Regions from separate parts of the Homo sapiens genome. Here region 2 is linked to region 1. Evidence: read pairs that join two places in POLR2A ChIA-PET (ENCODE). Cell type or tissue: OCI-LY7. All regions are shown on one strand. Each heading gives the region's core, and the rest is flanking DNA. Links, peaks and the distances in the headings are about the cores only.

Region 1 (6,914 bases), core at 1,157-6,156:
TGCTTAGTGTATGAATTAATTTCAAATTCCTAGGCTCTAAAATGAGAGCATTTATCATGACCTATAACATATATGGTAGTTTTGGGGTTTCTATAAGGTGGAGGGGGTTGGGAAAGCTTTGTGGTGGAGTACTCTACTTGTACTATTGCATTATTTTCATGTAGTTACAGAAAAGACACAGAATATATATTTATTATTCCACTGTAATATCCTTTCTTACTTTTTGAGATGGAGTCTTGCTCTGTTACACAGGCTGGAGTGCAGTGGCATGATCTCAGCTCACTGCAACTTCCGCCTGGGTTCAAGCGATTCTCCTGCCTCTGCCTCTGGAGTAGCTGGGATTACAGGCGCCAGCCCCCACGCCCAACTAATTTTTGTATTTTTAGTAGAGACAGGGTTTCACCATGTTGGCCAGGATGATCCACCCTCAGGTGATCGCCCGCCTCGGCCTCCCAAAGTGCTGGGATTATAGGCATGAGCCACCACACCCAGCCATCCTTTCCTTATATAATGTAGCTATATCAGCTTAAAAGTGAGAAACATTTTTTAACATAGATTCCCCACTATAGATAGCAGTTGCTATTGACGTTGCCATTTGGAAGATTCTCTGGCTCCTGGTCTTCAGCTGCGTACATCATATGAGAGCTTTCACAGGCAGCTCTCATATGAGGTGGATGGGCCTTAAAAACAATTATCTTCCTCTGTCTGTGTATCATATCCAAATTTTAAACTTTAGGATAAAGGGTATTTTCACAGTTATTATCTTAGATTTATAGATTAAAGAAAGAAACCTATCATATCTACATTATGTTCTTATTTTATTCTAATTTGTAGTATATCCTTGCTCTTCAATAGATCTGTTAATATACATATTAATATATTTTATTTGGGGCTACATGAATACTTTTCCTCATTTTCTTATAATGAAATTGTTAGTTTGCTTTAAGCAAGAAAGTGGAACTGTATACTGCTTTCATGGCAAGGCGCTTACATTTGCAGGTTTATAAAAGTGCCAGCAAGCGCAAAGCCCACATTCTGAAGAACCACCCAGGAGCAGAGCTCCCACCGAGCATTCGGAAGCTCCGACCCGCTGGTCCTGGAGAGCCAGACCCCATGCTGAGCACACACACCCAGCTGACGGGCACCATCGCCACCCCTCCCGTCTGCTGTCCCCACTGCTCCAAGCAGTACAGCAGCAAGGTAGGGGGAGTTTCTGACTAAAGCTAAGGTCAAAACCGCCATGCGAGGAATCTCTTAAGGAAAGGTGGCTTCTCATCCACATGGCCTGGATGGCTCCTTCTGAGTTGACGGGGGACTGAAAGAGATGTTGTCCTAGTCACTGTAAACAGAGAGCACAGCAGAGAATGGAAAGAGGATACTGTGGACCTCCCCAGAATTAGTGCCGTACAGCAGCCCGAGCAGCTGGCTGTTTTCCTTTTCCCTTGGCCTGCGGAGGGCCTCACGTTTGAATGTTCTGTGCTTGCAGTTGGTGAGTTCAGGCTTTTGGAAGCACCACATAGAAAGTTACGTGGTGGCTTTACAAAGGAGGTCATTTTGGCTGGGGGGATTGTGATTGATTGCTGCAGGTACTATTTGGGGGGGGTATTGAGACCTTGCTGATGGTGTGAGGTCAGGTGAGGTTTTACTTCTTCCCCACCCTCTTCCCTGCTTTCATAGCATTATGTTACCCCAGGAAGTACAGGCATAGAGTCAGTGTTGCTCTGATTTTTCTTTTTTTAAGACATAAAAGACTTTAGGAATCTTTGGAGGATTTACATATGAGAAAAACGGAAAATCACAAATTCTAATAATTATTCTTGTTTTTTGCCTTGCTTTTTCAGACCAAGATGGTCCAGCACATTCGAAAGAAGCATCCAGAGTTCGCCCAGCTCTCCAACACCATACACACACCACTGACGACAGCTGTGATCAGTGCCACCCCAGCGGTTTTGACTACAGACAGCGCCACTGGAGAGACTGTGGTGACGACGGACCTGCTCACCCAAGCAATGACAGAACTGTCCCAGACCTTAACGACAGACTACCGAACGCCACAAGGGGATTACCAGAGAATTCAGTACATCCCTGTGTCGCAGTCGGCGTCTGGCCTCCAGCAGCCTCAGCACATACAGCTGCAAGTGGTTCAAGTGGCCTCGGTACTGCGTGCCTTGGTTTCCCTTTGCCTTATGAATGCCGTGTTGCCACTAGCACCTCATTCTCAGAGCTGGGGCTGGGATCTATGTAATGTCCTTCTGCGTGGAAGTTCTGAGCCTTGGGCATTTTACAACTGCCCCTTCCCCTTTCAGGCTGATGAGGCCTCTGGCCTTAGCAATGTAAGAGATTTCTGTCTATAGTAGTCAGGAAATTTTAGGTTCCAGCATATACAAGCCTCCTGTGCTGTGGCAGGACAGTAGCCACAGCACCTGTTTCTGACCCTCTTCTGATCCTTATCTTTAACCATCCTGGTTGGCTGCTTGGTAATGAGCCAGTTTGATAAATCACGACCTGCGTATCAAATGTCTTATATCAAAGAGAGGTCATAAAGCATAATATTGATGGCTGGGCGCAGTGGCTCATGCCTGTAATCCCAGCACTTTTGGGAGGCTGAGGCGGGCAGATCACTTGAGGTCAGGAGTTCGAGACCAGCCTGGCCAACATGGCAAAATCTCGTCTCTACTAAAAATACAAAAATTAGCTGGGCATGGTGGCGGATGCCTGTAATCCCAGCTACTCAGGAAGCTGGGGCAGGAGAATTGCTTGAACCTGGGAGGCGGAGGTTGCAGTGAGCTGAGATCACACCATTGCACTCCAGCCTGGGCGACAGAACAGGACTCAAAAAAAAAAATTGAGTCAATCTCTGCATATCAGTCAGTGCCTTTGTAGTATAGAGGTATAACTGTGTTCCTTCTACCAGATAATGAATAACTCATTCTTATTGACTAAGGAACTAAATGAAAGTGATTCTCCCAGAACTATTGTTTCATTTAATTACACTGAGGAGAAGTGTCCCCAAGGCACAAATGAACAAACTTGTTGCTTTGAAATCATTTGGTCTCTGAAAATTTAAAACTAACATGGGGACAGGAAATTGGAAGTTGCCACTGTCGTTGACTATTCTTTGTCTTGTTTTTCTTATGGAGGGTTTTTAACTTCAGGCTTTGGAGGAAGCTATATGAGTCCCTGAAGTTGCCTGTAAATTATGATGTATAGGTACATTGTTCTAGAAAAAGGGCCTGTACTTTAGCTACTTTTTCAAAGATGTTTATGATATATAAAAGGTTAAGAACCACTGTCATAGTGGGTTAATGGTGACAAACTAAAAACGAATTTCTTTGATCTCTTTTAATTGATAAAGGGTAGATCATTAAATGTAACTGAAATTTTTGATTCCTGACAACTTCTTTTTCAGCTTATTGTCAGGAACTATCTTCCCTCTCTCTCCTTCTCTTCCAGAATCTAATAGTGGCTTATGTGTGAGAAGCATATTTCTCTAAACGCTCTTTTTTTATCCTGTTGTATGGCGTGTTCTAGGTGTGGGCTATCTGCGAGTGCAGCATTGGAGCTGAAATCCCTTCCATTCTTCTATTTCTGTTGGCATATATTGGGATATTGTTTTTGGTTTTTTTTTTTTTTTTTTTTTGGAGACAGGGTCTCACTATTGTCACCCAGGCTGGAGTGCAGTGGCACAATCATGGCTCACTGCAACCTCCGCCTCCCAGGCTCAGATATTCCTCCCACCTCAGCCTCATCAGTAGCTCGGATTACAGGCATGCCACCATGCCTGGCTATTTTTTTTTTTTGAGATGGAGTCTCGCTCTGTTGCCCGGGCTAGAGTCCAGTGGCACGAATTCAGCTCACTGCAACCTCTGCCTCCCAGGTTCAAGTGATTCTTCTGCCTTAGCCTCCTGAGTAGCTGGGATTACAGGTGCTCGCCACCACACCCAGCTAATTTTTGTATTTTTAGTGGAGACAGGGTTTCACCACATTGGTCAGGCTTGTCTTGAACTCCTGACCTCAAGTGATCCCCCCGCCTCAGCCTCCCAAAGTGCTGGGATTACAGGGGTGAGCCACTGCACCCTGCTGCCTGACTAATTTTTTTTTTTTTTTCGAGATGGAGTCTCGCTCTGTCGCCCAGGCTGGAGTGCAGTGGTGCAATCCCAGCTCACTGCAAGCTCCGCCTCCCAGGTTCACGCCATTCTCCTGCCTCAGCCTCCCTAGTAGCTGGGACTACAGGTGCCTGCCGCCACACCCAGCTAATTTTTTTGTATTTTCAGTAGAGACGGGGTTTCACCATGTTAGCCAGGACGGTCTCGATCTCCTGACCTCGTGATCCACCCGCCTTGGCCTCCCAAAGTGCTGGGATTACAGGCGTGAGCCACGGCGCCCGGCCATTCACCTGACTAATTTTTGTATTTTTTGTAGAGACAGGGTTTTGCCATGTTGCCCAGGCTGGTCTCGAACTCCTGGGCTCAAGCGATACACCCGCTTTGGCCTCCCAAACTGCTGGGTTTATAGGCATGAGCCACTGCACCCGGCCAGGATATTGTTTTTAACTGAACCTTTTCTCTGGAAGGATTTCCCTTAACTTCAATCAATATATGTCTGGTTTCTGGGCCTGTTTTTTCTCCTTCCAGGCCACTTCCCCTCACCAGTCACAGCAGTCCACTGTGGATGTTGGCCAGCTCCATGATCCTCAGCCCTACCCCCAGCACGCCATCCAGGTGCAGCACATCCAGGTCAGCGAGCCTACCGCCTCGGCCCCGTCCTCCGCCCAGGTACCCTGCTCCACAGACTATTTGGAGGTGTTATCATGGCTTCAGGGATTATCAGAGTTAATGAGAGGGAAGACATTCTCTTCAGACCTAGTCTCCTCAGCTACTGTTATTTTTGGATTTTTATTAAAGGATCTTACCTTTGCCTCCAATTTTTATATTGGCATTGTGGACACATATTAAGCTGTTAGCTGCTTCTGCCCTCATAGAGTCCTGTGGTACGACATCCTAGAAACAACAGTGGTCTTTGCTTTCATTCTAAATGCAATGGCTAAGTGGCTTCTATGATTTGGAACAGTGGCTTTCTGGAGTATTATGGTATATTTTATGTTACTGTGTTTGTATGCTTGAGTCTGGAATTGAGATACATAGATAAGTTCTCAGAGTTCAGAGAGGGAGAGATTAGGTTTAGGAGGGAATCCAGGACATTTTTTAGAAGAAGTGGTCTTTGAGGTCTTGAAGGAGGGGTACAGTTCTGACATAGTCGTTGGGGAAGGCAGTCTGATCTGAAGAAGCTCATGCTGCAATGGAAAATGTACATTTATAGAAAACAGGGTTATTCTGTTTAGATTACTCACAGGAAATGATGTTTGGAAAGGAAGTTGGGAGGGTAGTTTGGAGCAGGATTGCAGTGTGGCAGGCTGGAGAGCGCTGGCCTCATCCTGTTATCAGGAGTGGGCCTCTTCACCCACCTGTGCTGAACTCCACCAGCCAGGTGGGATTTGCCAGTACTGGTGAATGGAAACGATGAACTTTGGGTTTCATTTCATTTTGTGTTCCAGATTAGCTTTGTGACACAGGCAAGTTACTTCACCTCCCATTATTTTTAAACTTATAGAATGTAGGTAATTATATTTTCTTTCATTTATCTTTCCAACAGTTGATTGAAATTAATTTTTTTGCATACTCTGGTAGAGAATCCTTTGAAAGCAAATTAGAATTTCATAGTTATGCTTGCTTTTCATTGAGTTTATTCTTATTTAAAATATTACTTTTAATAATAGCAATGATAGGCCAGGCGTTGTGTCTCATGCCTGTAATCCCAGCACTTTGGGAGGCCGAGGCGGGTGGATCACCTGAGGTCGGGAGTTCGAGACCAGCCTGACCAACCTGGAGAAACCCCTTCTCTACTAAAAATACAAAATTAGCTGGGTGGGTTGGCACATGCCTGTAATCCTAGCTACTCGCGAGGCTGAGGCAGGAGAATCACTTGAACTCAGGAGGCGGAGGTTGCGGTGAGCCGAGATCATGCCGTTGCACTCCAGCCTGGGCAATAAGAGTGAAACTCCATCTCAAAAGAAAAAAAAAATAGCAACGATAGTTTCAGTATTATAATTCATATGAGTCTGGTGTACTTCCTTCAGTTATTTGTGAGTCTTCACTATATTAGAAGCTCGTAATTCCCTACCATTGCTTTCTCTTTCTCCCCAGGTATCTGGGCAGCCGTTGAGTCCCTCAGCCCAGCAGGCTCAGCAGGGGCTCAGCCCCTCCCACATCCAGGGCAGTTCTTCCACACAGGGGCAGGCTCTGCAGCAGCAGCAGCAGCAGCAGCAGAATTCCTCTGTGCAGCACACGTACCTGCCCAGTGCTTGGAATTCCTTCCGTGGCTATTGTAAGTAAGAAGGGACGATGCCGTGTCGGTCAGGGGTGGGGGATCTCCAGCCATGTGTCATAATTTCTTCAGCTTGTGATAGATTTTTAAAGTATCTCTTGGCCATTGTTTACACTCTCTATGAATGTACTTCAATGGGTTTCATGACAAAACTCAAGGTGTAGCATTCCGCTTTCACAGAGCTACCCTGATAGGACATTTTCGAAACGTCAGGTATATTGCTGGAGGAAATGTAGCTATGAAATTAAATAGTAAGATAGTTGGATATAGCTTATGTTGAGTCATCCCTTCCACCAATATTTGTAGAATGCCTGTCTATCAATCGCTGTACTAGACACTGGCTATGCCAAGATTAATATTCTCATTAGTATCGGTAACACCACACAATAATAATGTTAACCAGCTTTCATTAAGCTCTTACTACATTGCCAGGAATGATTCCGAACCATATATATCACAGTCAGTATTCACAACAACCTATAAGATAAGTACAATTGTTATTTGCATTTTACAGATAAGGCAATTTCCAC
Region 2 (6,914 bases), core at 1,127-6,126, 130 kb before region 1:
TCCCAGCTACTTGGGAGGCTGAAGCAGGAGAACCGCTTGAACCCGGGAGGCGGAGGTTGCAGTGAGCCAAGATGGTGCCATTGGACTACGCCTGGGCGACAAGAGCAAAACTCTGTCTGAAAAAAAAAAGAAAAATTATTTTTTTGGCCGGGAACAGTGGCTCACGCCTATAATCCCAGCACTTTGGGCAGCGGAGGTGGGTGGATCACCTGAGTTCAGGAGTTCGAGACCAGCCTGGCCAACATGGTGAAACCCCACCTCTACTAAAAATACAAAATGTAGCGGGGCATGGTCGCAGGCACCTGTAATCCCAGCTACTCGGGAGGCTGAGGCAGGAGAATCACTTGAGCCCAGGATGCGGAGTTTGCAGTGAACTGAGATCTTGCCATTGCACTCCAGCCTGGGCAACAGAGTGAGACTCTGTCTCTAAAAAATAAAAAAGTAAAGAAAAAGAAAAATTATTTTTTAAAAAACGTTCCATCAAAAACCACCAGCATGGCTGGGCGTGGTGGCTCACGCCTATAATCCTAGCAATCTGGGGGGCCAAGGCAGGCAGATTGCCTGTGCTCCAGAGTTGGAGACCAGCCTGGGCAACACGGTGAAACCCCATCTCTACTAAAATACGAAAAATTAGCCAGGCATGGTGGCTTGCGTCTGTAGTCCCAGCTAATTGGAAGGCTGAGGCAGGAGAATCACTTGAACCCCAGAAGCATAGGTTTCAGTGAGCCGAGATCGCACCACTGCACTCCTGCCTCCTGGGTGATAGAGTGAGACTCCATCTCTGGAAATAAATAAATAAATAAATAAATAAATAAATAAAATAATAACAATAAAAGGAAACTTTTTTCTAGAAATCTATGATGTGTATTTTCATGTCACCTCATTTGAGTTTCCTAAGAAGTCTAGGAAGCAGGTATTATTATTAATCCCACCTAACAGATGGAGAAACATCATTCAAGAAGTTGAGACTTCCTCTCCCGTCTCCCTCCTCTCCCTCCTCTCCCTCCTCTCCCTCCTCTCCCTCTCTTTCCACGGTCTCCCTCTGATGCAGAGCTGAAGCTGGACTGTCCTGCTGCCATCTCGGCTCACTGCAACCTCCCTGCCTGGTTCTCCTGCCTCAGCCTGCAGAGTGCCTGCGATTGCAGGCGTGCGCCGCCACGCCTGACGGGTTTTCGTATTTTTTTGGTGGAGACGGGGTTTCGCCGTGTTGGCCGGGCTGGTCTCCAGCTCCTGACCGCAAGTGATCTGCCTGCCTCGGCCTCCCGAGGTGCCAGGATTGCAGACGGAGTCTCGCTCACTCAGTGCTCAATGTTGCCCAGGCTGGAGTGCAGTGGCGTGATCTCGGCTCGCTACAACCTCCACCTCCCAGCCGCCTGCCTTGGCCTCCCAAAGTGCCGAGACTGCAGCCTCTGCCCGGCCGCCACCCCGTCTGGGAAGTGAAGAGCGTCTCTGCCTGGCCGCCCATCGTCTGAGATGTGGGGAGCGCCTCTGCCCGGCCGCCCCTACTGGGAAGTGAGGAGCCCCTCTGCCCGGCCACCACCCCGTCTGGAAAGTGAGGAGTGTCTCTGCCCGGCCGCCCCATCTGAGAAGTGAGGAGCGCCTCTGCCTGGCAGCCACCCCATCCGGGAGGGAGGTGGGGGGTCAGCCCCCCGCCCGGCCAGCCGCCCCGTCCGGGAGGTGAGGGGCGCCTCTGCCCGGCCGCCCCTACTGGGAAGTGAGGAGCCCCTCTGCCCGGCCACCACCCCGTCTGGGAGGTGTACCCAACAGCTCATTGAGAACGGGCCATGATGACAATGGCGGTTTTGTGGAATAGAAAGGGGGGAAAGGTGGGGAGAAGATTGAGAAATCGGATGGTTGCCGTGTCTGTGTAGAAAGAGGTAGACATGGGAGACTTTTCATTTTGTGCTGTACTAAGAAAAATTCTTCTTCCTTGGGAAAAAAAAAAAAAAAAAAAGAAGTTGAGACTTGCCCAAGGCTGAATAGTTAACAAGAGGCTGAACCTGAAATCACAGCCTGGCTTTCACCCCTGGCTTTGCAGGCGGGAGATTTTGCACCCGGCTGATGCACTGCCTCTCACAGTGCCTTGGGCAGCTCCAGCCTGGGGTTTTCATTTTGCCCTAAGAACGGTCAGTGGAGAGTAAAGTCTGTTGGGCAAACTTCTCCCTTGCTGACCAACGAAAGGCAAGCATCAAGAAATCAGGAAGAGGGAAGAGAAACAGAGCAAATGAGGAAAACAGAAAGAGGAAATAACAAGCTGGAACGCTGGTGGCTCTGTGGTTAAAAAGAGAGGAAAATATAAATGGAGAGAAAATGGTCATTTTGGTCAAGTATAAAAGGTAGACAAAGGTTGCTGAAGATTGAGAAGAGAAACAGGTTAGACACCATTCTACCCCACATCTTTCAGTACCTTCGCTGGCAACCCCAGGGTTGGAGGGTGGGGCCGGGAGCAACTCTTCACTTCCCCTAGAGCAGAGTTTCCCAAAATATAGCAGATATCAAAGATAATTTTAGATATTACAATAACAGGCATTAGTTGAATGGCAGGGTACAAAAATGAAATATTTTGAAATTGTTTTAATCCTTCTCTCCCCAATTGACTGAACAGTCTGAATCAAATGGAGTAGCAAAAGAAATATTTCACTTTCTTTAACTACCACCTTCCACATACTCAATCTCTCTCTCATTGTAGGGAAGAAAGATTATTCCCTCTTTCCAAATATTTCCCATATTCTTGGTAAGCCATTAACTTGAGGAAAGGTAAGTTTCTCTTAACTACCTCTTGGGCAGAGCCCATAAATATCTGATCAGTTTTAGTTACCAGAAAAAGCCAGTGTCGTTTAAATTTTTAATTTCATATCCAAATTAGTGTTTGCCTGGTGCCCTTCTGCATCCCTCTAGGTTCCTTTCTCCTCCGGGGAAGGGAACACATGCCCCCCTCCACAAGAGATGCCCTGTGGTCCTCTCTGGGCCGCACGGCCCCTCCCTGGCTGCTGATGCCCGCTTGTCCAGGAATCCGAGTTCAGACTCTCATGGCAGTGTGAGGGTGAGTTTTTTGGTGAGCTGTGCAGTTCCCCGACATGGGAGGGTCACCAGGGCTTGACCACTTCAACTGTCCCTCAGCTCCCATTCCTAGGGGTCACGATTAGGGTCATACACATCCAAACTCTACGGGGTGCACACTGGGCTCCCCAGGTCCCCTCACACTCCACAGGCTGCGAGCCGCGCCTTTCGGACTATCCCATTCTCAGCAATTCTCCCAGGCCCCTCACTGAACCTCCACGTCATGCTACCTGCCACCCGACCCCAACCCCTATCCCCAGCATCTCCAGCTCCGCTTCCACGGACTCTGACTGGATGATGATGAAGCCGCAGGAGCAGGTGAGCCACCGTGATAAGCCCTGAGGAGGTGTCTGGCCTCAGTCTTTCAGCTCTGCGGAACAGCGGGAAATGCGAAAGCGCTTCTCTGTTCTCGACCGTGGACCCCGGTCTCCAGTGTGATTGCATCTAGTATGGCAAAGCCGCCTCTCTCACGCTTAGCCTCCTTTCTGTCCCTACTCAGAGAGAGAGCAAGCCTTCTTTAGGCAACAGCATCCATCCACAAACTAAGACCATTTGGCCTTCCTCGTGCTTATTTTCACTGTACACTGTACAGTCATGCGTTGCTGAACAACAGGATATGTCTGGGAAACGCATCATCAGGTGATTTCATCATTGTTCAAACATCCTAGAGTGCACTTACACAAACCCAGATGGCACAGCCTACTACACATCCAGGCTGTATGATACAGCCTATGGTTCCCAGGCTACCTTCCTGCGTGTATACCGCACAGTGCTGAATACTGCAGGCAATTGTAACACAATGGTAAGTATTTGTGTATCTAAACATAGAAAAGGTACAGTAAAAATGCCAAATGAAAGACTTTTTTTGGGGGCGGGCACGGTGGCTCACGCCTGTAATCCCAGCACTTTGGGAGGCCAAGACCGGCAGATCACGAGGTCAGGAGATCGAGACCATCCTGGCTAACACGGTGAAACCCCGTCTCTACTAAAAAACAAAAACAAAAACAAAAACAAAAAATTAGCCAGGAGTGGTTGCGGGCTCCTGTAGTCTCAGCTACTCGGGAGGCTGAGGCAGGAGAATGGCGTGAACCCGGGAGGCGGAGCTTGCAGTGAGCCGAGATCGCGCCACTGCACTCCAGCCTGGGCGACAGAGCGAGACTCCGTCTCAAAAAAAAAAAAAAAAAAAAAAGAAAGTTTTTTTTTATAAAGGAACACCTGTCTAGGCACTTTCCATGACTGGAGCTTACAGGACTGGAAGTTGGGTGAGTCAATGAGCGGGCAGTGAGGCGATGTGAAGGCCTGGGGCATTCTGTGCACTATACTTAGGCTACATTAAATTTATTTTAAAAATTTTATTTCTTCAATAATACATTAACTTTTAAATTTTTGAAAAATTTTTAAATTTTTATTTTTTATTTGAGACGGAGTCTTTCTCTGTAGTCCAGACTGGAGTGCAGTGGCACGATCTTGGCTCACTGCAACCTCTGCCTCCCAGGTTCAAGTGATTCTCCTGCCTCAGCCTTCCCAGCAGCTGGGATTACAGGCGACCGCTACCACACCCAGCTAATTGTTGTATTTGTAGTAGAGACGGGGTTTCAACATATTGGTCAGGTTGGTCTCGATCTCCCGACCTCAAGTGATCCGCCCGCCTCGGCCTCCCAAAGTGCTGGGATTACAGGCGTAAGCCACCGCGCTGGGCCAATTTTTTTTTTTGACAGGAAGTAGGATTTATTAATGAGCATTAGGAGGGGACAGCACAGTGGAATCTCTCATGAGCTCAGAGTCCGATACTTGCCCAGGGCGCCGCGAGTGGGGATGTATCGGACCCTACAGCCATCTGGGATGAGCCGCTTCTCAGCCACATGTCTTCAAATTCATCCGAATCGAAGGTGGCAAAGCCCAGTCTCCGACACCTGGGTCTTCTGGCGCCGGGAACCTGTCCTTGGCCCTGCACAGTCATGTGCTCCGTGTTCCGCGGTTTGGTGCGGACGGACTTGACAACCCGGCCCCTGCGAACCTGGCCCCGGCCGCGGGGGCTTTCCACAGGCACCTGCAGGCCTGTCTGGAGCCTGCAGCCCCAGCGCAGGACGAGACCTTGTATTGAGGATGACGCGGACGGGGTGGGGAAGCCCTGGGAGGTGAGAGCGTCCCGGCCACCACTTTGACCGTGCGCTTGACATAAATGTGCGCAGCTTCCCCGGCTGCAGAGTGGAGCGGCTCGCGTTCATCCGACACCAGGTAGGGATCTCACCATGTGGCCAGAGGGGGAAGGCTTTTGCCTTCTTCCGTCCCAGGTCAAAGATACACGTGTTGGCCTCGGGGACACTCCCCAGCCCCCAGCGGAACCGAGGCTTGGGGTGCAAATTCGTTCTTGCAGTTCCAGCAACACCGGGGGCGCAGCCCGTGGCAACGCCGAGGTCTCCCGGGGCGCAGAAAGGAAAGACCCCTCTATAATCTTACGTGACCACCATCGCATACGCGGCCTGTAGTTGACTGAAACGTTATCTGGCGCGTGACTGTAGTGACTTTCCATTTACCATAGACATCGGTGTTTTTTGTTTGTTTGTTTGTTTGTTTGTTTGTTTGTTTGTTTTTTGAAACGGAGTCTCGCTCTGTTGCCAGGCTGGAGTGCAGTGGTGCAATCTCAGCTCACTGCCACCTCTGCCTCCCGGGTTCCAGCGATTCTCCTGCCTCACCCTCCCGTGTAGCTGGGACTAGAGGCGCCCACCACCATGCCCGGCTACATTTTTGTATTTTTAGTAGAGACGGGGTTTCACCGTGTTAGCCAGGATGGTCTGGATCTCCTGACCTCGTGATCCGCCCGCCTCGGCCTCCCAAAGTGCTGGGATTACAGGCGTGAGCCACTGTGCCTGGCCTAAAATCTGTTTTTTATTTGTAAGGTTTTTTGTTTGTTTTTTGAGACAGGGCCTCACTCTGTCACCCAGCCTGGAGTACAGTGGCACGATCGTGGCTCACTGCAACCTCGACTTCCTGGGCTCAAGCAGTCCTCCCACCTCAGCCTCCCGCGGCAAATTTTTGCATTTTTTGCAGAGATGGGGGTCTCGCCATATTGCCCAGGCTGGTGTTGAGCTCCTGAGCTCAAGTGATCCACTTGCCTTGGTCTTCCAAAGTGCTAGGATTACAGGTGTGAACCACCAGCACCTGGCCTCATTTATAAGTTTTTTAAAAACCAAGTGGGTTTAAATAAAAACGTTAGGTTAACAATTGATTGTACAGGTGGTAAGTAGCCATTATGGAAAAAAAAAATAGTGAAAGTGGCATTTGAAAGACTTAAGTTTCTGAAACACTGCTTTGAGCCGGTGGCTCATGCCTGTAATCTCAGCACTTTGGGAGGCTGAGGCGGGTGGATCACAGGGTCAAGAGTTCAAGACCAGCCAGACCAACATGGTGAAACCCCCGTCTCTACTAAAAATACAAAAATTAGTTGGACATGGTGGTGCATGCCTGTAATCCCAGCTACTGGGGAGGCTGAAGCAGGAAAATGGCTTGAATCCAGGAGGCAGATGTTGCAGTGAGCCGAGATCATGTCACTGCACTCCAGCCTGGGTGACAAGCAAGACTCTGTCTCAAAAAAAAAAAAAAAAAAAAAAAAGAAAGAAAGAAAGAAAAGAAAAGAAATGAGTTAAATTGAGCAAAATCACATGTGGCATGCTTAAAGTAGTGCTTGTTTACCAATAAGCATGTACTAAATGTCAGCTATTTGCTACAATATTGAGAGCCTCCTATGTGCTGGTGGGTTTTTAAAAACAGCTTCATTGGGGTATAATTTCTTTCTTTTTCTTTTTATTTTCTTTTTCTTTTTTTTTGAGACAGAGCCTTGCTCTGTCGCTCAG

What was found. ChIA-PET counts read pairs that join two places held together with the same protein. Peaks named below come from ENCODE experiments on the same cell type or tissue, not always from the same donor. Only the 100,000 strongest peaks of a DNase experiment are listed, where the experiment ranks them.
Region 2: POLR2A ChIA-PET joins it to region 1 with 5 read pairs; 2 of 35 experiments call an interaction of 5 or more read pairs at or near these places.

What each region holds. Positions count from the first base shown.
Region 1 is chr11:129,909,946-129,916,859 of GRCh38, reverse strand. PRDM10 (PR/SET domain 10) reads left to right here. Exons shown (of 21, transcript NM_199437.2): 16 at 1,000-1,200; 17 at 1,842-2,156; 18 at 4,635-4,775; 19 at 6,204-6,384. Among named protein-coding and RNA genes, the nearest start is that of NFRKB, 18 kb to the right of the region's middle. In OCI-LY7, for the core only: no CTCF peak of the experiment used is centred there; no DNase peak of the experiment used is centred there.
Region 2 is chr11:130,038,987-130,045,900 of GRCh38, reverse strand. No RefSeq gene overlaps it. Among named protein-coding and RNA genes, the nearest start is that of APLP2, 27 kb to the left of the region's middle. In OCI-LY7, for the core only: no CTCF peak of the experiment used is centred there; a DNase peak (open chromatin) is centred at 3,700.